Regions from separate parts of the Mus musculus genome. Here regions 1 and 3 are each linked to region 2. A link is a loop called in an ENCODE intact Hi-C map of the cell type or tissue named here. Cell type or tissue: gastrocnemius. All regions are shown on one strand. Links, peaks and the distances in the headings refer to the core of each region. The heading gives the core; the rest is flanking DNA. Region 1 has its middle 39 kb from the start of Gm6567. Region 2 has its middle 14 kb from the start of Gm26176. Region 3 has its middle 91 kb from the start of Gm39035.

Region 1 (8,010 bases), core at 1,831-6,830, 490 kb before region 2:
TGGAAAGTAATTTTCAAAGCAGAGAAGGCAAATTTTTGTTTTTCCAAATCTTTTTCATGTCTGGCTTGGTGAAAGATAGCTGGTTTCTAGCCTTAGCTTCTATTTTGTTCCACCTCGAACTCATGACAATATTCCTTTCTCACTAGTGGGATTACTGGCAAAAGTCACCATTCTGGATCCTCTTTTAAAATGTTAACCGAATTACTCATAGTAAAATTCTATTTCTGTCCTTTTTGGTTTTCTTTTAGACAGAGTCAATCTAGCCTAGGTGGGCTTTGCCCCACCACATCTAGTTTATGTGGTACTAGAGAGCAGCGGCAAGGTTCTGAACATATCCATCACTCTACCCCGCTGAGCTTGAATTCTCAGCCCCAACTCATGCTAATGTTCTAAATCACTAGCTGAAGCTAATCTGACTTCCAGAGAAGTCGGGAGAGAGACCATATCCAAGCTTCCCTAACAGTCTGCTTCAAATAGGTCTAATGTGGGATCCCCTGCTTCAGTCCTTACAAGAGAAGGAATTCCGTGGGAACCAGTCAGTTACCCTGTCTACCTATAGAGACTTACTTTGCTCGCTCCCACAGTTTATGAAATGAAGTTCTGCCCAATTCTACGATTTCAAGTAGAACAATTATGAGCCTTAAACTTAGTGTAATCTCTCCTTTTCTGACATAGGATTTCACACAGCTCAGGCTGGTCCTCTGACTACTGTGTAGCCCTACAGCCTGATAGGTTATTTCTCTACCTGTGAGATGAGCCAGTTCAAATCAGATTATATTAAAGGCAGATTTATTGGGAAGCTGCTCTCCCGCCTGGCCAGGAAGGATCCAAGCATGGAAACCAGGGAAATTGCCATAGGGGAAGGTGGCAGGGGAAGAAGAGAACAAGAAAGGGCTCACTTGCAGGGAGGAGAAGAGAGAGCTGGAGAGAACAAAATGTTTGAATTATATAGGGAAGAGCCTCTGTAGGAAAAGCAGCCCAGCCCCTGGGCTGGAAAGTTCAAGATTGGGGCCAAGGTATGCCAGGTAGGAACCTCATGAGGGATGCTGGGAGAACCTGGAGGGCCAGGTCTGCTTTGACAAGTAAAATGGGCACCTCAGTCCCATGTCCCGGGTCTGAAACCAAACACAGGCTTCTGAATTCCATTCTTTTGGTTGACAAACAAAGATAGGTGAGAAAAAAATTAACTTTATTTTGTATTTTGTTAGTGTGTTGTTGCAAGACAGGGTTTCTCTGTGGGGTCCTGGCTGTCCTGAAACACACTCTGTAGAGTGGACTGTCCTCAAACGCAAGAGATCTGCCTGCCTGGGACTAAAAGAGTATGTCCACATACATGGCTACAGATAGTTTTAGATGTCCCCCTTTATTGCTGTACCAGAACTTAAATAGTAGCTTCTTAAATGCCTCTGTACAATTGGGTGACCTTTTTGTGCACTGTTGTGGGGAAAAAAAAAAGGCATGTATATATCCTACGCTCTGAATAGGTCTTTGGCCCACTCCACTGCTTATTGATGGACCTTTGAGATAATCGGCATGTGTCATTAAACACTCACCATACCAGCACACATAATGTTGCTACTACCAATCGCATTAGAAAAGTATGGGCCAAGCCCATGGAGACAGATACACGCTTTCCAAACTTCTCACTTTGCCACCAAAGCCCTGTGAGGAGCTGGCAGGTGGGTGAGGAGATGGTTTGTACTTTTAGTCTCAGAACTCCTGCAGCCTCAGGCAAGAGCTAGGCAAATAAGCCCTAGTCAGATCCCAGCTGGGCAGCAGAGGGCAAGCTCGGTCTATCCTGTGACTACCTACCTCCGAGGAGGGGGAGGAGCCCAGCAGGTCACAGAGAGGAAGCCTCCAGAACCCAGCCCGCCTGACTCTAATTGGACCAGAGGCGAACACCTCCCAGTGTCCATCATTTTCCATATGTAACTGATCCCAATAGCAGAATTCAACAACCATTTATTGAGCATTTGTTATCTTCCAGATGGAGAGACCAGCAACAAAAGCATGAAACCAGCCAGACTAGTCTCAGATGGTGTTTCTGCTTTGGTGTTGAGCCCTGGGCTGGGGGGGTGGGGGGTGGGGGTGGGGGTGGGGTCAGTCCTTTTATGGAGACCAAGAGCCAAGGGTGGTAACCTCACATTGCTAAGGAGACTTGGGGTATGACCTTCTGGCTCCTTCACTCATTATATTCCACTCCTAGAATCTCAAGTGTCATCCAAAGGCAGTCAAACTGTCTAGTGGGCATTTCAGTTAGCTTACAAGAGAATTAATTATTGTGATTGAAATGTTGGGTCCCTCCTCAAGGACCCCTATGGTTGAAAAGTTGAATGAGTCATACAGCCTGTACCCTTTGATATAGAGGGGACAGGAGCAGACTTAAGATAGGATGGATTTTAAATAAAGTAATCTCCCCGACTCCCACTCTCTCATACCCCACCCCCCTACACACTCACTCACACACACACACACACAAACACACACACCACTGTCTTTAAAGCTCCATTCTTTCAAGGGTCTTCTAAAGAATTCTGGTCTCCTAGGAGTGCATTATAAAATGCAAATAACCCAGCAGGAGGCCACCTCTACCGCCTATTGACACTGGAGTTAGCTATTAGCACTTAGCCCTCCCTGGCTTCTCAATTGCCCAGATGAGCTCAACCGCCTACTGGCTCACCCTGCTAATGAAAAGCCCAACAAGCGAAAGCCCTCTGGTCCAGAAAAGAAGCTCCTTCCTGGATGTGAGCGCCTGGACGAGAAAGCCAGGGGAAACTTCCATACCTAACTCCGATACTAGCCCTCTAAAGCCTGTAGCTTGGAATCTAATCAGTCTAATCGGTCTCTGAGCTACTGACTGGAAGGACCTGGGAGCCAGACTTTGAGATGCCCTGAGCCCTGTCCTGAAGGCTGTGGGAGTCATTTTAGAACCTACCTCAAGTCCCTCCTAACCCTCCTCCCCCCCCCGCCCCCCCCCCCCAGTCAGCAAGTTCACAGAATTCCAAGTTATCAAGCGCCTCCCTGCCTGCCCTTCTGCCTCTTCCCTGGGCTCCCTCCGATCCTGGTGCCGCATCCTTGGCGGATGTAGCCTTCTCATACCCCTATGCCTACTTTTTATCTGTCAGCAAGACAGAAGATGCAGGAAGACCTCTAGGAAACCAGGAAGAGTGTGCTGGGAGTAGACGGAAGGAAGGCACCTCTGGATGCTTCGGGGTCGACACTGTTGCCTCCCTCAGATCCTCTTAACAGCTCTGGGAGGGGGACCAGGAGGGCTGGCTAGTTGAGGAGAGACACCCACAGACACCCTAATGTCCTCCCCAGAGCCATTCAGCCTCCCAGGAGCCGCCTCTCTTTGCTTTTGTATTTGAAATGGCTACTTATATGCAAAACTGAAAACACTCGGACAGTGAACAGTGTTGTATAAGCAGAAACCAATGCTTGTGAGCTAGCACTCAGCATTATGGTAGGTCGTGGCTCTGACTCTTGACATACGCTGTCTCTTTGAAGACAAAGGTTGTCCGGGCAGAGCCCTGTGGCTTTTCAGGGACACGCTTCCTTTTCTTTGGTCTAGTCATAAGGCATGGATGCTCCACTCTGGAATTCAACCAAATGTTTTAACAAGTCTCATCAACAAACACCCTCTAGCTACCCAGGCTAGGAGGAGGTTCTGGGGAAAGGCTTCTTGTCTATAGTTGGTTGACTGAGAACTTGTTACTTTCTGCCTGTCCTGCCTCCTCTGCTAGCCCTGGGTGTGGCTTTGCCTGCCTTAGGATTCCCCAGTCTTGCACATAGATCGATCAACCCATTCTGTCTCCTTACAATCATTCCCGTATATAGAGCCTGATTTTTTTTTTTTTTTAAGGAATTGAGCAGTGGCTCCAATTTCCCAAATAGTTTCGGGGAAACGCATTTTCTTTTACAGTTCGTGACAAGTGCCACAAGCCCAGGAGGGGCCTACTTATATTTGAGGGTACTGCCACAATACTAAGGATCATGGCTGGCTGCTTTCCCCTTCCTCTGAGCAGGCCCTGCTAGTCAAAACCAAAGGTTTACTGTTCCACAGAGCCGCACAACCCCAGCACGATAATTGGTTCTTAAATGAGCCTGGGACCCTCAGTTTATCCAGTCACAGTGAAGTCTAGATTTAGGGTCTGTGGTTAAGATAAAGAAGGAATCCCGCTGTTAGGCATGGATGACAACATGCATTTCCCTTCCCCTTGTCCTCTCAGCTACACGGAGACCCAATGGGAAGCCATTGGAGAACCAATAGGAAGCCATTCTTAGCATCTAGGTAGCATGGAGAGCATCTAGGGAGCATGGACATTTCTGCCTGCTGGCTTCAGGATTAAGCACTGCCAGGCAGCAGCACCCACTCTGATTTTAAACTAGTTGGATTTGGATTTTTTTTTTAATTTACAATCCAAAACATCTTATCGCGGACTACTATAAATCCAGAAGGGCTCTTGGATTGGATGTCACAATTTAGGTGACATCTAAGAAAGGCCACAGATCCTGAAGTTCAAATTTTGTTTCTGGGAAGCTGATCCCTCAGGAGCCCGGCCAAGCTTCTCTGCCTGGAGCAGTCTTGACTGCCAGCCCTCCCTGAGTGGAGCCTAAAGCCCCGCAGCTTGTCACACTGTTATGTTAACAGAGCAAGCCCAGGATGCTGTTTGGCCTTTGTAGGGTGCCACAGCTCCTCCCAGGGTAGAGAAGTGCAATTCCTCTGTTCTCTCTTTCCCCCTTCCTAATCCTTGGCACCCCCCTCCCCTCCCCCTGCTCTTGCCCCGCCCCCCATGGGTCTTCAAAGGGTTAAATGCAGCTGAAGTTGCTTTTAAGAACAGCTGGAAACAAAGTGCTGCCCCAGGCTGAGAGCGGCCAGGAGGGGTCAGGAGGTTAACTGAATTATTTTCCACGGGAATAATTTTCTAAGGGAAATGGTAAAGTTATTTAAGCCACCAGGTGGGACACATAAAGGACAATCTTTCCCAGCCTTCCAGAAATGAATGCTGTTTGGCCTCACAGAAAATTTGGGGGGTTGGGGTGGGGGTGGGGAGAGGACTCAGGCTTGCATAATGAACTCTAAACCTTAGTAACATTAAATGACTTTTTGTAGCTAATTTGTATGGAGTGGGTGTGGCTGCTTTTGTTGGAAGAGTTCCAAGGACCCTCCGAGCCATATTTTCAAAAAAGAAAAGAAAAAAAAAATAGTGTCACCTGCTCAGAAATAATAGTGGGATGGGGGCTGGGAGAGAAGACTGTAATATGTTCATGCTCTTTGACACATTACTCCCACTCTTGTCATTACAGCCCAGAGAAATACACCCAACGAGGGAAATAAGCTTTATGTGCAAAGATGTTGGGTACAACATTATTTATGATTTTGGAATTAGAAAACAAAAGATTCAACGAAGGGAATAGATTATTGCACATCAGTGTGAGAGGATATCACGGGCCGTTAAAACGGCAAAGTAACAGCATGGAAACTGTCAACTTAAAAAAGCAGGCATAAAACAATACTCTGGGTGGTGGTAACCAGGTAACTGCCGTCTGCTTGTAAATAGAGGAGAGCATGGTAAGGAGGAAATCCAGCCCAGCCAATGGAATCATGGGATCTCTTCAGCCTTTGCTCAGTTCTGTGTAATGTTTATTTCTCTTCTATTGTTTAAAAAAAAAAAAAAGTTGCATTAAGGAAAATAAAATGCTTGAAAATTGTGGAGAGAAGTGTATGTGAGCCTCTGTAAATGTCTAAGAAAATACTACACTGTTTTCAAGGAATGAACTGTGTGGCAGGTGAGTTACATCTCAATAAAGCTGTTACAAAAAAACATCTTAAAAAATTTAAGTTGAGCCACTTTGGAGAAAGAGAAGAAAAGATCTTTGTTTTCCATTTAAGGAGCAATGCTTGTCAGCAGTGAGAACAGGGGCCTTTGGAATGAATTCTCCACACAATTTATTAAGTTGCTTACAATTACCACCCTAGGCCTTGTTTTATAACCAGAACATGCTCAGTGGTCTTAAAGGGACAGGGGCCTCGTTGGTCAGTCCTAAGAGATCGTTGGTAGTGGGAGAAAAGTTCCAGAGTTAGACAGACTACTGCTCTGGCAACTGTCATCCCTGACTCTTAGCAGCAGCAACTACACAAAAGTCTCTCGGGTCAGGGCTCCCAGCATATCCCAGGCTGGTGTGATAGCTCTTAGGCTCTGGATGCAGGGACCCTCGGCCCCTTAGGACTTTTTGGACCCCTGGAACTTTCCATCATCATTCTTTTGTCAAAGGTCTTCAAGTGTCCCACCTTCAGCTCTGTTGGTTCTCTGCCCTCTTTTTTGCCTTCTCCATATTTTCACCATCTATCGTCCCTGGGGCCTGTTCCCTCCCCTGCCTCTATAGCAGATCGCCTGCATTCTCAATAATCCAGACTCCCACTGAGGCAACAGCCCCTACTGCTATCTTCTCCTCTTTGGGTTACCAGCTCATGCTACCCGTGATAAAATGAGTATCTAAGGAAAGACCATTACGGAGAAATCTTTGATTGGCCCTAAGGATGCCACACCAGAGGGTAGCATAAGAGGTGTCTCCTAGGTGACTCAAAACACATGCATTATATAGCCAGAGGTGGGTCCCGGTGGGTATGGCATGGAAATAGAGGTTTATAGTTTGTGCAAACCACAGTTTATCTTCCAGTTTCATCAATCAAAAGCCTTAGACAAAGACAAATCACATGATTATTTTTTTCTTGGATTACTAGACAAGTGCCCCTCCGCTGTGTGAGAGAAAGAATGAGCTACAAGGTGAACAGAGTTATCTAGAAACTCAGAGGCTTTGGAGAGCTGAGCCTGCTAGAGCTATCTGAAACTGTAGCAGGAGCAGGATCCAGGCCCCTTAAATGTCTTGTTACTGCTTTGCTGAGATATAATTTGCCATGGGTGATGAAGCCAGTGACCTCCTAATGTGAAAATCCTACAGACTAGTGGCAGTGGAGGTGGCCCTGAAACTGGAAAGACCTGGGGTTTTGAATACTGTCTCCAGGATTCCAGCACTTTCACATCACTTACGTTACCAGAAGCATGCCTTTCTATGCTGGGTTTCCAAACGCAACTGAAACAAAATAAAAATATGTGACCGCTCCTGACATACAGCGGTATAATGGCAACCCAGGTATCTTCCTCAAGATAACAATAACTGACCAATATTTCTTCTGCTAAAATAAACTCATGCTACCTCTTTCCTGCTCTCTTGCCTCTGCTCCCAGCTCCTCACACCCGTCTGCCTTCTTCATTTTCCCCTAACCAAGTCCCAGGACCCCAGCCTCGTACTGTCAGTCAGCACCAGCTCGGCCCACAGCATATGGCCCGGCATACGCTCCCCATGACTTCATGCAGCTTGACTGTTATTTTTGCAGACTGGTATTAAGAAGCGTAAGCCAGGGATTTTTTTTTTTAGATACTGTCATGCTGGGGACTCTCAGGTCTGCAGTGCAGATGGAGCGATGCTTGGATTTAATGGTACAGCACGTCGGCTCTATGTTCTCCTTCCCATCCCAGGCTCAGAGGGCAGCGGTGCATGAGGGGTGCCTGCTCCGTTCTGTGTTTTCTGTGTGCCAACAAGCTGCCTGCCCCACTGTAAACAGTTGCAGACTGAGCAACACCTACCCTGAGAGGTTCCTGACGGGCACCCTACTCCTTCTAAGCCCAGTGCAAGGCACTGACGGGGGGGGGGGGGGGGGAGGCATTGCTACCCCCTAACTTGTGCTGTGGCAGAGTTTCACAATGGCTGGCAGTGCAGCTGAAATTGTCTGCGATAAATCCCCAGTCTGCTATGGAACACAGCCATGGGGTTTGTCTTATAATTGTATGAGTAGAGGGAACAAAGTTGATATAACGGGGAGGGGAGGGAGAGAGGCGGGAGAGGGAAAGGGGAGAGAAGAGGGGAGTGTGTGGGGAAGGGAAGAGATGAAAGGGAAGAAAAGGTAGTCACTTTGATCTAACACGTGAAGGTAAACCAGACCGTTGG
Region 2 (8,010 bases), core at 2,054-7,053:
CAAACCTTCCAGTTAAGTGCAAACTAGCTCTTGTTCAGTACAACCTTACCAAACAGCAAATATCCAGTTGTCACGGCCTCCGCCCTCAGTGATTTCCATATTTTCAGAGTCTCCTTCAGGACCAAGACTCCCCCAAAGCCCGGCCCTGCTCCAGGGACCACCACCCTCCACTGTCTATCAGGGAAGTCTACTCCTTGGCTCTCCCTTTCTGTCTCTCACCTCCTACTTTCCTCCTGGGCTCCTTCACCTTGTGCTCACCTTTTTTTTTTTTCCTCCAGCATGCCATCAGTTCTTCTGCACATTGAGTCACCAGCACTTGCCTAATCATGGAAGGGTGGTATTTCATGTGTGCACACATTGTTAATTTCTCTGCTTAGACTATAGGGTTTGTGGGGGCAGGGGTTGCCTCTTCTTCCATTAACCTGTTTATCCCAACTGCTCCCTCTGGTGCGGGGTACCTGGTAGGCACTGAATACACGCGTTGATGGAAAGAATACTAGTGCCTAAGAAGGCTTCATAGCCAATTACTGTATTGAGCGCTATCACTGCCATCTAGCGGTAATACAGTGTTATATGCTGCAGCCTTCTGGACGAGCTGGCAATCACTGGGTATAATAAATAGACTTGCCTTGTCTGGGGTGACCTATCAGGTATTTATGCCACTACCTGCTTGAAACATGAATGAGCTGCCTTTGGAAGTCACAAACAAAGGAGGCTTTATTCAGGCTCTATGGCCATTTTATACTGTCTCTCCTTATTTGAGCCATGTATTAGTGAAACCCAACCCCCCCAAAAAAAAAAAAAACAACCTGAAAACAAAACAAACAAACAAAGAAACAGCAGCAAAAATCCACTGGAATTTATTGAATTGCAGAGGTCCAGAACAAAACTCTCGATGGTGGCAAGAAATGCATCTTTGTGAATAGGCTTTGTAAATGGCGTGTCCCTTTTCAGTAAGTTTACACATTCAGTCATACAATTGGTAGCAGGAGAGGAGAGTATGTGCGGGGAGTATGTGCTCTTGTATCGAGAAGATCCCAGGACAACTTGGTGTGCAGTATCTATGCACAGCTCAAGAGCAATATCTCTTGGCATATACTTCCTAATTGTTTGACTTTGTGGCTTGATTGTCTGGCCTTCATGCCCCTACAAAGTTGCATATCTTCTGTAGATTCAATATTAAAGTGTATTTGATCCAGGTTATGGTGGCTCATGCCTGTAAGTCCAACATTACACAGTAAAGGGGAATGCTACCAGTTTGGGGCCAGTCTGAGCTCCAGAGGAGATTTCAGTTCAGCGTGGATGGAGGCTGAGTCAGGAAGACCACAAGTTCAGGGCCTGCACTGGTCACAGACTGTGTTCAAGGCCCATTTGGGGGAACTGAGTGAGGCATGTATCAAAAGAGGAGGAGGAGGAAGAGGAAGAGGAGGAAGAGGAGGAGGAAAAGGAAGAGGAGGAGGAGGGAGAGGAGGAGGAAAAGGAAGAGTGGAATCTTTAGTGGGGTTGACTATAATCCTTACTGTAACCTACCTGGCAGAAAAGAAGATACTCTTAATAGACACCATTGTCCCTCAATCAGATTAGCAGACTACTGTAACAATGAACTCCAAAGAAATGGAAAAGTCTCCAGGAATCTCATGCTGAGAGAAGAAAGGGCTTCAGGCAGAGGGGAAACCTGTGTCCTAGAAAGAGATTTCAAACAGTTGTAATAATTTGTTCGAGCACTTTATACAACGACACTGAAATCCAGATAATAGTGGGCTGGTAGGCAGGACCATACCTTGACCAGGAACACTTAGATGTTTTACCCTCTATCACGCCTTTGATCCTAGAACTCGGGAGGCAGAGGCAGGCAGATCTCTGAGTTCGAGGCCAGCCTGGTCTACAGAGAGAGTTCCAGGACATCCAGGGCTACACAGAGAAACCCTGTCCCGAAAAACCAAAACTTTGATCTCACTTCAGGACCCAGGAGACTGACTTGAGGGACTTGATGGATCACTTCATGTCTCTTCCCAATGTGGCCATACCGAATAAAGCTTCTTTTTCTGATTTCCTCTTTTACTTTGGGAGTTTTAGTTGGCTTGTTGAGGACGAGTGGCTAGACCTGATTGGGGGCACAGACACAAACACGTACAAATATGTACAGAGACAGACAGACAGACAGACAGACAGACACACACACACACACACACACACACACAGAGGCTAGGAGAGTATTCCAGCAGAATTCTTGCTTAGCATCTGTGACTTTGAGTTCTATGGTGGCTACTTGCAGAGGTTTTCTTTTCTTCTCTGAGACAAGGTCTCTTGTAGCTCAGGCTGGCTTGAGTTCTCTGTGTACCCAGGGATGGCCTTAAACTTCTGGTCTCCATGCTCCACATTGGAGCCATTACAAGTGTGCTGCCATACCTGGTTCAGGCTGTGTTGGGGGAGCAAACCTAGGATTTCGAGCAGGTTAGGCCAGCACTGTACCAACCGAGTCACATCACCAGCTCTGGACTCTCTTGATAGATTACAAAAAAAGGATGCACACTCACAGATGTGGTTGTCTGTCATGTGTGCCCTTTAATGTCTTATTTTATGCCAGATGTTTTTGAAAATAATTGAACAACCACCCAGAGAAAGAAATGAATGGTATTCTCCAGCTCTTATCTGGAGGGGATGTTTGCCAATAAATGTTAAACTAGGAAGATCCAGGTGTGGTGGCGTATGCTTGCAATCCCAGTACTCCAGAGGCTAAGGCAGGAGGATCATCGGTTCAAGGACAAATTCCTGTCTTTAAACAAAAAAAAACAAACGATTTGGCATTAAGGTGAAAAAAAGAAAGCTAAAGTAAATTAAACTTGGTTAGTTGACTTTCTTGATTCTCAGTAAATATAAACCATTGACCCCCCCACGGGGATTTTGGTAGTAGTTAAATCATAGCAACACGACAGAGATTCTATCTTTCCATTATTCAGGGGTTGAATTCAAAGTGCTTCATCTAAACGACTCGAAGGCTAACCCTGGACTGTGCCCCCCCTTACCCCATCTCAGCAGGTGCTTTAGTGCATGCTTCCGGGTTCCATCCCCTCTAAGCTATCCATAGCAACAAGGAACACGCAGAAGATGAACTCGACGGCTTCTTCTGAATTAGTGCTTATGTCAGACCCAGAGGCCCAGCTGAAGGGCTGATGGGACCCCCTTTGTGCAGAGTGAATGCTGCCTGATTGCTGAGGCAGCTCAGCTGTCAGAGCAAATCACTCTCATTTGTTCGACAGCCTCTCCAGGGCCCAGCACTTCTGCGGTATCTGCTCCTCTTTTGGCCAGGGTATGAGAGGGTCAGATTTTTCTTCTTCCCCTTCCTTAGACGCCTGAGAACACATAACACTGTGATAGACAGGTGAGTGAGTCATGTGTGTCCTAGATGTGTGTCATTTTTCTTTCTTTTTTATTTATTTATTTATTTTTTTTTTCTTTCGAGACAGGGTTTCTCTGTATAGCCCTGGCTGTCCTGGAACTCACTTTGTAGACCAGGCTGGCCTCAAACTCTGAAATCCACCTGCTTCTGCCTCTCGAGTGCTGGGATTAAAGGCATGTGCCACCACACCCAGCTTCTCCTTCTTCTTCTTCTTCTTCGGTTTACTTATTTATTTTGTGTATATGAGTACAATTATAGCTGTCTTCAGACACACCAGTAGAGGGCATCAGATCCCATTACAGATGATTGTGAGCCACCATGTGGTTGCTGGGAATTGAACTCCGGACCTCTGAAAGAGCAGTCAATGGTCTTAACTACTGAGCCATCTCTCCAGCCCCATTTTTCTGTTTTAAATAATCCACTTAATTTATTTATTAAAAATTTCCTAGCCGGTCGTGGTGGCGCACGCCTTTAATCCGAGTACTTGGGAGGCAGAGGCAGGCAGATTTCTGAGTTCAAGCCCAGCCTGGTCTACAAAGTGAAAAAAGAAAGAAAGAAAGAAAGAAAAAACAAAAAAAAAAAAACCAAAACAAACAAACAAACAAAAATTTCCTGGGGTTTGGAGCGGTGGCTCAGCAGCTAAGAGCTCTGATTGCTCTTCCAGAGGTCCTGAGTTCAATTCCCAGCAACCACATGGTGGCTCACAACCACCTATAATGGGATCTGAGGCCCTCTTCTGGTATATTAGAAGACAGTGATGGTACTCATATACATAAAATAAGTAAATTTTTTTGGTTTTGTTTTTTGAGACAGGGTTTCTCTGTATAGCCCTGGATGTCCTGGAACTCACTTTGTAGACCAGACTGACCTCGAACTCAGAAATCTGCCTGCCTCTGCCTCCCGAGTGCTGGGATTAAAGGTGTGCGCCACCACGCCCGGCTCTAAATTTTTTTTAAAGATTTATTTATTTACTACATGTAAGCACACTGTAGTTGTCTTCAGACACACCAGAAAAGGGCGTCAGATCTCGTTACAGATGGTTGTGAGCTACCATGTGGTTACTGGGACTTGAACTCAGGACCTCTGGAAGAGCAACCAGTGCTCTTAACCCCTGAGCCATCTCACCAGCCCCTTTAAATTTTATTTTTTTAATTTATTTTTTATTTTTTAAATGTTTTTAGGGGCTGGAGAGATGACTCAGTGGTGAAGAGTGCTTGTTGCTCTTCGGAGGACCCCAGTTCCATTCCCAGCACCCACATAGTAGCTCAGAGCCGAACTTCAGTTCCAGGAGATCTGATGCCCACTTCTGACTTCCTGGAGCATCAAGAATACACTTGGCGATCACACATACATGCAGGCTATCTCAGCTAGGGTTTTTATTGCTGTGAAGAGGCACCATGACCACAGCAACTCTGAGAAAGGAAAGCATTTATTTGGGACTGGCTTACAGTCAGAGGTTCAGTCCATTGTCATCATGGCAGGACACAGGCAGACATGGTGCTAGAGAGGTAGCTGAGAGCTCTACATCTAGATCAGCGGGCAGCAGGAAGAGAGTACCACATTAGGCCTGGCTTGAGCATTTGAGACCTCAAAGCCTGCCCACAGTGACACACTTTCTCCTACGACCTCACGTCTACTCCATCAAGGCCACACCTCCTAATAATGCCACTGCCTATGAGCCTATGGGGGCCCATTTTTATGCAAACCACCACACAGGCAAAACATTTGTACATATAAATAAAGTAGAGATAAAAGATATTAAAATTATGTATGGGGCGTGTGAGCCCTAAGCCATCATGTGCATGTGGAGGTCATTGGACAACTTTTGGAAATTTGTTCTCTCCTTCCACCGGGTGGGGATCTTAACTAGATGGTCAGCACGCAGCACCTTTACCACTGAGCCATCTCGGTGACTCTCAATTACTCCAGTGCAATAAAAAGGTGACATTCTCATTACATCTTGGCAAGTCTATCATATAATCACAGGGACTGCCAAACTAAGGCAGGAACATAGCTAAAGCTCCCATGGTGCCTTCTCGGTCACTCCTGCTGTTCTCAACCTCCTGACAGCAGGCACTGTGGGATTCAGAAATCTAGGCCTATCCCATCTCTTTGTTCTGGTTAGAGTTAGGGTTCTCCCTCTCTCTTTCCAGAGGCTTATCATGTAGCCCTTGCAGTGTTCCTCCTGCTTCCACCTGTATACCATCGCACTCAGCGAGAGTGTCTTGAATTCTTAAAAACAACGTGCAGGGCGGTGGTGGTGCACACCTTTAATCCCAGCACTCGGGAGGCAGAGGCAGGCAGATTTCTGAGTTCGACACCAGCCTGGTCTACAAAGTGAGTTCCAGGACAGCCAGGGCCACACAGAGAAACCCTGTCTTGAAAAACCAAACAAAGAAAAGTGCTGTCCACACTTGCTGGATGGTGCCCTGAGCCATGTGTTCTCAGTGATGATGGGATCGTCTGGGCCTTGCAATATTTGTCAGCTACATGCAGTCATTACAGAGGAAGGAGTACCTGAATCTGTCACTGTATCATTAAGATTCATCAGGCTTTCCTTGCCGAGTCACTTTACATGCATGCATGCTAAGTGCATACAAAGCTAAATTCATTCTTTTCTTTTTTATGCATTTATTTATTTTTATCTTTTAAATATTATTTTATTGTTTCATGAGTGTGGATGTTTTGCCTGGACTTATGTCTGTGTACCACTTTCACCCCTGGTGCCCTCTGAGGTCAGAAGATGTGGATCCCCAAATGAAGTAAGAGATAATGCTGGGAATTCAATTCAGCACCTCTGAAAGAGCAATCAGTGCTCTTAACCTCTGAGCCATCTCTTCAGCCCCCAAACCATTTAAATTTTTATTTTATTTTTTATCTATGGTATGTGTGTAGTTTTGTGAATGGGTTGTACATGTGAGAGTGGTGCCCGTGAAGGCGAAGGGCTGGAGTTGGAGGCAGCTGTGAGCTGCCTAGCGTGGGTGCTGGGAACCTAACTTGAGACTATTGCAAGAACAGTAAATGCGCTTAACCACTGAACTGTCTCTCTGGTCACTCTTTTTCGAGACAGGGTTTCTCTGTGTAGCCCTGGCTGTCCTGGAACTCACTTTGTAGACCAGGATGGCCTCGAACTCAGAAATCCACCTGCTTCTGCCTCTCAAGTGCTGGAATTAAAGGTGTGTGCTACTACGCCCAGCCCTCTCTGGTCATTCTTGTTTTTTGTTTTGGTTTTTCGAGACAGGTTATTTTCTGTGTAGTCCTCGGCTGTCCTGGAACTCAGTCTGTAGACCAGGCTGGCCTCAAACTCAGAAATCTGCCTGCCTCTGCCTCCCAAGTGCTGGGATTAAAGGCATGAGCCACAACGCCTGGCCCTCTCCGGTCACTCTTAAAAACATTTTTTTAAAAAAAAAATCTATTTATCTTATGTGCATGAGTGATTTGTCTACAGTACATCTATGTTCTATTTGTATCTGTCTATATTCAGCCTCCTGAAAATCTGGGATTACAGGCCTGTGCTGCCAGACCTGTCCTTTTGTCTTCCTTCCTTCCTTCCTTCCTTCCTTCCTTCCTTCCTTCCTTCCTTCCTTCCTGAGAATTTGAAAGCAACCCGAGATAGGAATGGACTCAGTATCCAAAGCAAGCAACCCTGAACCAGACTGAAGGAGAAAACGGTGTTATTGACTAAAGGTTCGTAACGAAGCATTTGTAAGGCAGTTTCCAATTATTCAAATACTTTTGATGTTAGAGCACACTGTGATTGAACTCCAGAGTTCAAATAATTGAGTACTGGGGCTGGAGAGATGGCTCAACAGTTAAGAGCACTGACTGCTCTTCCAGAGCTCCTGAGTTCGATTCCCAGCAAGCACATGGTGCCTCACAACCACCTGTAATGGGATCTGGTGCCTTCTTCTGGTGTGTCTGGAGACAGCTATAGTATACTCATATAAAGAAAATAAATAAATCATAAAAAAAAACATATGAGTACCGTGGCTTTGACAGATCTCTTCTTCATCCTAAAAAAAAAAAAAAGATTTATTTTAGATCAGGGTATGGCAGGACATGCCTTTAATCTCAGTATTCAGGAGGCAGAACACGTAGTTCTCTGAATTCCAGGCTAGCCTGGTCTACATAGTGATTGGTCCACATCATCCAAGGCTACATAGTGAGACCCTGTCTCAAGAAAACAAAGCAAAAACCAAAAACGACACACAAAAACTACGTGTGGCTGGGCAGTGGTGGCGCACGCCTTTAATCTCAGCACTCGGGAGGCAGAGGCAGGTCAGACTGGTCTAGAGAGTGAGTTCCAGGACAGCCAGGGCTACCCAGAGAAACCCAGTCTTGAAAAACCAAAACCAAACCAAAACCCCAAAGCCAACTATGTGTGTATGTCCGTGGGACTGTATGCCATGTTTGTAGTGATCCCCAAGGAGGCCGGAAGAGGGCACCTGACGCCTTGGAACTGGAGTTTGTAAGCTGTCTGAGAGGGAGCTGGGACTTGGATACTGAAAACTAAACTCTAGAAAAGCAGTAAATCTTAAGCACCGAGCCATCTCTCCAGCCACCAAACTTCACGTCTTCAGGACATATTTTACTCTTCCACGGAGGGCTAA
Region 3 (8,010 bases), core at 1,093-6,092, 1.2 Mb before region 2:
ACAGTTTTCAAGGACCCACTTGGCCCCACAAATGTTCTGTTGGCAATTATAGACATATATAAATGTCAACCAACAACTGATGCAATTGCTCAGTGGGTAGTGATGCTTGTCCTGCAAGCCTGGAAGCCTGGCTTCATCCCTGTAACTCACATAAAAAGAGAGACTCAACTCCAAACAGTTGTCTTCTGACCTCAGCACTCATGCCATGGCCTCTGTGTCCATACATTTAAAATAAGCCCACACATATGGGGACACACACACACACACAAACAACAACAACATTTACATTTCAATCAAAGAAGCAGAAGAAATCATCCAGGAAACATGTAGTAACATGGATAATATGGTGGTTTGAATAAGAATGACTCCAATTCTCACAGGCTCCTATATTTGAATATTTGGTTCCTAGTTGGTGGACTGCATAGGAAGGACTGGGAGGAAGAGAAATGACACTTTTGGAGGAGGTGTGTCATTGGCTTTTTGGAGGCTTTGAGGTTTCAAAAGCCCATGCCTGATCTGTTTTCTTTCTTTTTCTCCCTGTCCCTCTCCCTCCCCATCTCTCTCCTTTCCTGCTTTCTTATCTCTCTCTCCCTCCTGCTTGAGGATCAGATGTAAGCTCTCAGCTACTGCTCTAGTGCTATGCCACCTGTCTGCTACCAAGCTCCCTGACATGATGGTCTGGACTCACCCTCTGAAATTATAAGCAAACCCCTAATCAAATGGTTTCTTTTGTACATTTCTTGGTCATGATCGCTTCACAGAAAGAAAACAGTAATTAAGGCACTAGGTTGTTTCATTTTTGTAATTTCTCTGATACATTAGTTTCAAGTCAGCCACTCTCCTTGATTAGAGGAACTATAAATCACAAAGGCCATTCATAGCCTAGAGTCCAGAATGTGTGTTCCTAACTACCCAGTCCTGACCCAATCATAAACACTCCTCGTGTTCATCCCCAAGAGCAGTGACTCAGGAAGCTTCCTTGCTATTTTTCCAAATGTCTTATATTTGCAGATTTTCAAATGGCAAATGCAGTTGTTTTTTGATAACTTGGTCATTCAAGAGGGAGAAATTATTGCATTTTTTGTTAGGATATTATCCAGCATGTGATAAACAATGGTATTTATTTCTAATGCCAATTGAAATGTTCTTTTGATTTTATATGACTTTGCATACACAACCTTTATCTGTTGCCTGGATAGCACACCTTCAGATTTCTTAGCTATAGTTTCTTGTTACCACATTGCATGCTAGTGGCCTTGGTCTGCATGAGCCTTGAATTGTCCACTTTCCGAATGTGTCACTGAGATCATGTGCAGTCCCCTAACTAGAGTAGAGCCAGGCAGGGCAGTTGATCCACACGTGGATGAACTCTATCCTTGGGCATCTTGATTGGTAAGTTGGAGAAGAGGCTGATGATTTTACATCTTTATGTTTCCAGATGATACTGATACTGTGAGTTCTAGTTTTGTTTCTGTTGCTATGATCAAACATTCTAAGAAAGAAAGACAAAAACCATCAGCAACAAAACATAAAGAAGGAATGGGTTTATTTGGCTCCTAATTCCTGGTTACAACCAGTGGAGGGACATCACAGAGGGAGACGCTTGAGATAGCTGGTCATAGGCCCTAGAAACCAACCAACTACTCTTATGTTGGTAAGTGGACATAAAACTGAACTGGCTCCTAATAGCTTAACATTATAAACTCTTATATGAATGCATTGCCCATCCCTTGTGGGAGAAGCTTCTAATTGCAGTAGATTGTGATTAACATACAACCAGTTGATAGATAGATAGATAGATAGATAGATAGATAGATAGATAGATAGATAGATAGATAGATATAAATCAGGGAATGCAGAATGTTTGACCCCATAGAGAAATGTATGCCAACAATGCCCCTCCCCTACCAAGGCTCAAAAATCATAGAAAGGAGTAGAGAAAGAGCTGGAGGTGGTAGAAGAGGAGTACAAAGGAATGTCATCTTCAAGACTAGCAAATGTCACAGGGAAGCTGCAAATATGAACCCACAGTCATAGCACAAGCATGTACATGTACACATTTGTGTAAGCCCAATACAGACCAAATCCCAGCATGGAGAGAGGAACTGAGCACACAGCCCTCACCCCTATTCCCCCCTCCCCAAGCTGTAGAGCTATTGGCAATCATTAGATTCTGGGAGAAGGGACACAGATTCTTCTACGACTGTAGCCCCTGATAAGTCGACAACTTTAGAAGAAAATACTATATCTAGAAATACATCAAGCCTGGTCTTGAATGATTTTTTTTAATGACACAAACTTAGGAGGGACAAGGATTGGAGTTGAATTGGAGAAGAGTGAAAGAGAATAAATATGACCAAAAAACATTATAGGAAACTCCTGAAGAATTAATAAAAAGAACCAAAAACCATTAAAATAAAGTTATATGGAAAAATACAAAGCAATGAGAACACTTCAGAGAATTTATAATGAGCCAGGGGGTGTGGCACACACCAGAACAGAAGGAAGACTCTGAGCGCTTACTGGGAGACCATGCATGGGGGCTTCTTCTGCAAAGACAACTAGGAACATCTTCTCACAATGAATGAGAGTCATGCCAGCTATGGGAGGAAATCGAGAGATGGGTAGCAATCACTAGAACAAAGAATATGAAGACATTCAACAGTGTTTTGGCAGTCAAGGGGTCAGATTCTGATACAAAAAAGGGATGCTGTAATCTGTTGAATGCCATTCTCTTGGGAAAGAATGCTGGTAGAGTGATCTCATCAAGGAGATCAGGCAGGCCATAACAATGGTTCCTCCATTCCACCTTTATAAGGCTCTTCTCTGCTTTCAACAAATGAAGTGCTACAATACAGGTTGACCCAGCAGTTATTTCTGATCATGTGACTAAGACTCCTTATCTCTTGATTCATAAACATTTCTGATCATACAAATATATGATTATGCCAGGGTGTTATTTACTATAAATTTACACCAGGCCATTGTCAACCTTCCTTTAAAACTTGTTAGAATCCGTTACTATGAGAAAAACCTCTCAGGAGAACTACAGATTTTAGAAATTGAAATAGGAGTTCACATGCCTTTGAGACTGAGGACTTGGTTGTAGAATGCGCCAAGGTAGCTGAGTATTCAGGGATGGGAGGGGAAGCTGGAGGCAGGTTGGCAGCTGGCCCACAGACTGATGATGTCCCAACCCTGCCTTATACTTCTGTGAAAATGAAACCCTGTTCACAAATAGAAAGAAGATACAAACAACGATAAGCATCATAATTGATGTTTACAGGTAAGTGATATGGGGGACGCAGACTGGAAGGCTCAGCTGTTTCTGAGTGTCTGCAAAGACTCCGAGTAGACATGCAGACATTTGAGACATACCTGAACGATTGAGTCAGTGTCCTACTGGCAAAGATGGGGGAGTTCCTGACACAGGGAATGTGGGGCTCTCCTAGCTCTGCTTGCAGAGTGTCACCTGTTAGATGCTCATTTGGTCATCTATGTCTCCATGTGGGGTGTGAGAGATCTGAGGGAGCTGGGAAGTGAAATCGACCAAGAAATGAAAGAATGTAGCTGATTTACAGAATTCAGGTCACACATCCCCAAAATACATATAGCAAGAGAGATTATACTTCCAAAAGTAGACACAAGTTCCTTAATCCATTTCACCTTAGTGTCGTCCAAACCGCAGGAGGTCAAATATAATGATAAAGTCCAGGTAAGGTGATGTCTACTTACAGAAAGGCCCAATCTATTCTGCCAAAGCCTCTGAGTCATAAATTAGAGTGGTGGGTGGGGGGAGCACCCTCACAGGGGCAAAAGGGAGGGGGATGGGGGGGTTGTGGAGGGAAACTGGGAAAGGATACATTTGAACTGTAAATAAATATAATAACCAATAAAAAATTTTTAAAAGGAGAGATTTGGGAACTTTGATTTGAAACAACTTTAAAGACAAACTTGAAGTCTAGAATTTGGGGGACCCAAACACTCCAAGTGGCAGAACTGTTAAAGAATCTTCTGAATATTTTCACTGATGACTTCGGTCATCTGAGGAGGGAAATAATGTGGGCCATCCTCGATTCATGATCAGCTTTCACCTGACATGTTTGTACATGACACCGGTATATAGGTATATAAAATTGCCCATGAGTCACACGTTTTCTGATAGTAAGTAGTAAGGAAATTTAAAACAATTCTCCAATATACATATAATTTTATACTGCATTAAAGATAAAAGGGAATTTTATCCTAATGATGTAGATGTGCTCTTTTTTATATGAACTAAGTCTTGGCTGCATATTCAATGCAGCCGGACTAAGCGCATCTTCACCATCCTTTAAAGCTCACTGATATTTTGGTTTTATAATCACCAACGCTGAGAGCACCACGTTGTACAACTTTGCAGAAGTATGTTTAGAGCAATTTCAGAAATTGTTAGAAATTATGTCTTAATCCCAAGACAGAATTCCTGGAATGAAGTCTTTGCGCAACTCAAGTCAGTAACCTAAATTGTGATTTTTAAAATCAACCATCCTAACACAGTCAAACCCAAAAGATAGTAATCTAATATATGCTGAGTAATGACACTAGAGACGAACTACCATCTTTGTTTTCTCTGGGTAAACCATTGTTACTGTATGAGCACCAAACCTTGAAAATCCAAGGAAACTATTCAAATCCATCCCTTATACAAGTCTGGGATGCATAGGGTGTTTGAGGCTGAGGAGTTTGTTAGCATTACAAGGCAGGACAGCATGTGCAGGACAAAGTATGCATGTATGTGCAGAAGCAAAGCTACTAAGAAGTCCTGATAAAACAGGCTAATACTGCCCAAAACTCCTGTGTGAGCTCAAATTCATTTTCCTTGCTCCACCATCAGAAAACTTTTATTGAAGAAATACGGCCAAGGAGGAAGAGATAAAGACAGCAGGCAACAATATATGTATATGTACATGTATGTATACATGCACACACACACACACACACACACACACACACACACACACACACGAAGAGGCAGAAAAATCAAAAGGCACTTTATTGTTTCCTGACTCCATCCTGATGTACGTTTGTCACAACCCACACTCTAAGAAGCTGTGGTATAGAGTAATGGTTGAGCTGAGTGAATCCGGCCTTGAAGCCTTGCTCTGCTGCTTACAAGCTGTGAATACTTAAACGAGTTTCCTAACCTTTGTAAACCCTACTTCTTCACCCATGAACTATGACCCCAACAGGCGCTACCACAAAGAATAGTCAAGTTCCTTAGGGTCATCTATATCTGGCATAGGCTCATTCTCAAGTAGTAAAGGAAGTTGGGTGGTGGTTCTGACTACTGTGTGATATTTGAGCAGTTGATGTGGAGTCTGCTAGTGCCAACAGGGCGCCAAGATCACATTGGTTTCAGACCTTCATTTTAAACAAGATAAAATGAGGCTTAAGGAAGCACACTCTCAACATCCGAATGCTGTCCTTTCAATGGAGAATTCATTCCGTTAACAGTCCAGCCCATCTAGAAAAATAAAATACTTTCTGAGCATTGCTTTGAAAATCGTTATTGCTGGTGCTTAGACATCTGTGTTCTTGATATATTTCCTTCAGTGGCTACTGCAGACTTTCTCTTCTCATTGCGCCCCCCCCCGCCCCCTACAGCTAGCATGCAGTTGGGGTTCATGCCAGAGACTACTTACCATTATACCCTTCTCATAAACCATGTTGTGCTGGCTGTAGTCTTTATATTTTCTCCCTTTGTCTCTCCAGTTTTTCCATATTTCCCATTTCTTCTGGAGACAATGGAATCAAAAGCAGGGGCAAGGAATGAAAGCCTGGGTAGTGGCTGTGTGGTGTAGTAAAGCAGAGACACAAGCACACTCTGCAGTTTTCTCTCCCTTATACTTCCCAGCACTAATACCAACTCTTGCTAACCTGGAATCCCCTTTGTGTTCTGACAAACCTTCCTCCTCTTCGTTGATGTGATTGTTACTATTAATTGTCTACTTGATATATTCTAGGATCACCTGGGAAGAGTCTCAATGAGAGATTGGCTACATTGGACTTGTCTGTGGGGATTGTTTTAATTCATGTGGGAAGTCCCAGTCCATTGTGGGTAACACCATTCCCTAGGCATGGTGCTCACTAAACCATCAGAAGAGATCTTTAGAATGCAGACTACAAGGATCCTAGAAAAGACACACTGAATTAAAATTTCTGAGATAGGAACCAAAACCCAAAACCAACCAAAACAACAACAAAACCCTCAGATCTCTATCAAGATATTATCTAGTTTTGTTTTTGTTTTTGTTTTGTTTTGTTTTTGTGTGTGTGTGGGGGGGGGGGGAGGACAGGGTTTGTCTGTATAGGCCTGGCTGTCCTGGAACTCCTTCTGTAAGCCAGGTTGCCCTCAAACTCAGAAATCCACACGCCTCTGCCTCCCAGATGCTGGGATTAAAGGCATGTGCCACCACTGTCCAGAATTATCTAGTTTTGATGGGACCAACAGGAAACATTTGGGAATCGCCAACCCAAACCATCTGAATTGGGGACTTTCTCAGTCTCTTCTCCCCCAACATAATTGTTCCTCAACTTCCTGGTGTAAACATCTGCATTATCTCCTAGAACCAAGATTCTAGGCATTAGCCAGGTGATTCCACAGCTATCCACAATTAGTAAGCCACAGTTTACAGTCATGCACACAATTTGGTGTGAATATTTATAAGTATTTAGATTTGGGGCTTTTGAATGTTTCCATAGCATGTCATGCAGTCCCAGAATTTCCCAGAAGATGGCATGATGACTTCATGTAATGATAAAGGAGCTGCTTCATGATTTGGCCACAGGGTGGGAGCATTGTACAGTGTTTAGCTGGCCACCATGATAATTTTTTTCTCTCTTATTTTTTTGGTAATAGATATTATTATAATTATTATTAGATGTTTTCTTCCTTTACATTTCAAATGCTACACCCTTTCCTAGTTTCCTCTCTGAAAATTCTCTATACCCTCACCCCTCCCCCTGCTTCCCAACCCACCCAATCCCACTTCCTGGCCCTCTCATTCCCCTATACTGGGGTATAAAAATCTTCGCAAGACCAAGGGCCTCTCCTCCCATTGATGGCCCACTAGGCCATCCTCTGCTACATATGAAACTAGAGACATGAACTCTGGGGGTACTGGTTAGTTCATATTGTTTTATAGGAGGAACACCATTGTATTTCTACAACAGGGGAGCCTTTAGACTTTGGTTAATTTTAACAGACTTTATTATCTCAGTTTTCTAATGGCGACTCCTGAAGAGACCCTATGAGGTCTTTGGTGTCTCAGAAAGATCTATACCTCCCGATTCATGGGTACATCAAGTGTGCTCAGACATGATTTAGACTTGCTTTCCCGCAAATGAAAATTGCTGATAGACAGGTAGAATGGCACAAAGCATTCTTCTCAATTTTTAGCGACTCAAAGTGACAACAATTGAAGGCATTGAAGGGATGTGTGTCTTTGGGGCTGTATTTGTGGGACACACCATCAAAGTGTGGCAAAACCCATTCCCTGGGACGTTGGCCAATAGGAGAGGGAGAGAAAAGACAGGGGTTGGTGTCAGTTTTGTAAAGCAAATGGGCCAAACTCCCCTTTGGAGAGCAGGGATTCAACCCTAACAAAGTCTGTGTTTTTAAGAAGACCCCCAATCTCTTGATGGAGGATCCCAATATTTCAATATTGGCAACTATCTCAAATAGTGCACAGCAAGACAAACAAAGCACAACTCTAAAAAACAATTTAATATTTGCCTGGCAATTAATATTTCCTGGGTTTCCAGGTCAGAAAGGCTGGAAGAAACCAGAAGAGGATGACTGGGGTCCAAACTGCAACACCATACCTTGAATTTTCTGTTGTGAAAATTATATTGGGATAATCTCCACAGGTTTGTATAGGAGTATTCTTTTATCACTGCAGTCCCCACAAGAAGCAGCGACGGTAGGAATTTTAAACTAACTTCAGAGCAACTCCTTAGATTATTTGT

Evidence for each region. Hi-C counts contacts between places; a loop is a spot of excess contacts. Peaks named below come from ENCODE experiments on the same cell type or tissue, not always from the same donor. Only the 100,000 strongest peaks of a DNase experiment are listed, where the experiment ranks them.
Region 1: it touches region 2 in a loop (7-fold over the local background); 2 of 42 quality-filtered maps call a loop at or near these places.
Region 3: a loop joins it to region 2, with 5 times the contacts of the local background. A loop is called at or near these places in 17 of 42 quality-filtered maps.

The regions. Positions count from the first base shown.
Region 1 is chr7:73,136,647-73,144,656 of GRCm38, forward strand. No RefSeq gene overlaps it. Among named protein-coding and RNA genes, the nearest start is that of Gm6567, 39 kb to the left of the region's middle. In gastrocnemius, for the core only: no CTCF peak of the experiment used is centred there; a DNase peak (open chromatin) is centred at 4,620; H3K27ac peaks cover 388 bases.
Region 2 is chr7:73,627,784-73,635,793 of GRCm38, forward strand. No RefSeq gene overlaps it. Among named protein-coding and RNA genes, the nearest start is that of Gm26176, 14 kb to the right of the region's middle. In gastrocnemius, for the core only: no CTCF peak of the experiment used is centred there; no DNase peak of the experiment used is centred there.
Region 3 is chr7:72,393,449-72,401,458 of GRCm38, forward strand. No RefSeq gene overlaps it. Among named protein-coding and RNA genes, the nearest start is that of Gm39035, 91 kb to the left of the region's middle. In gastrocnemius, for the core only: no CTCF peak of the experiment used is centred there; a DNase peak (open chromatin) is centred at 3,173.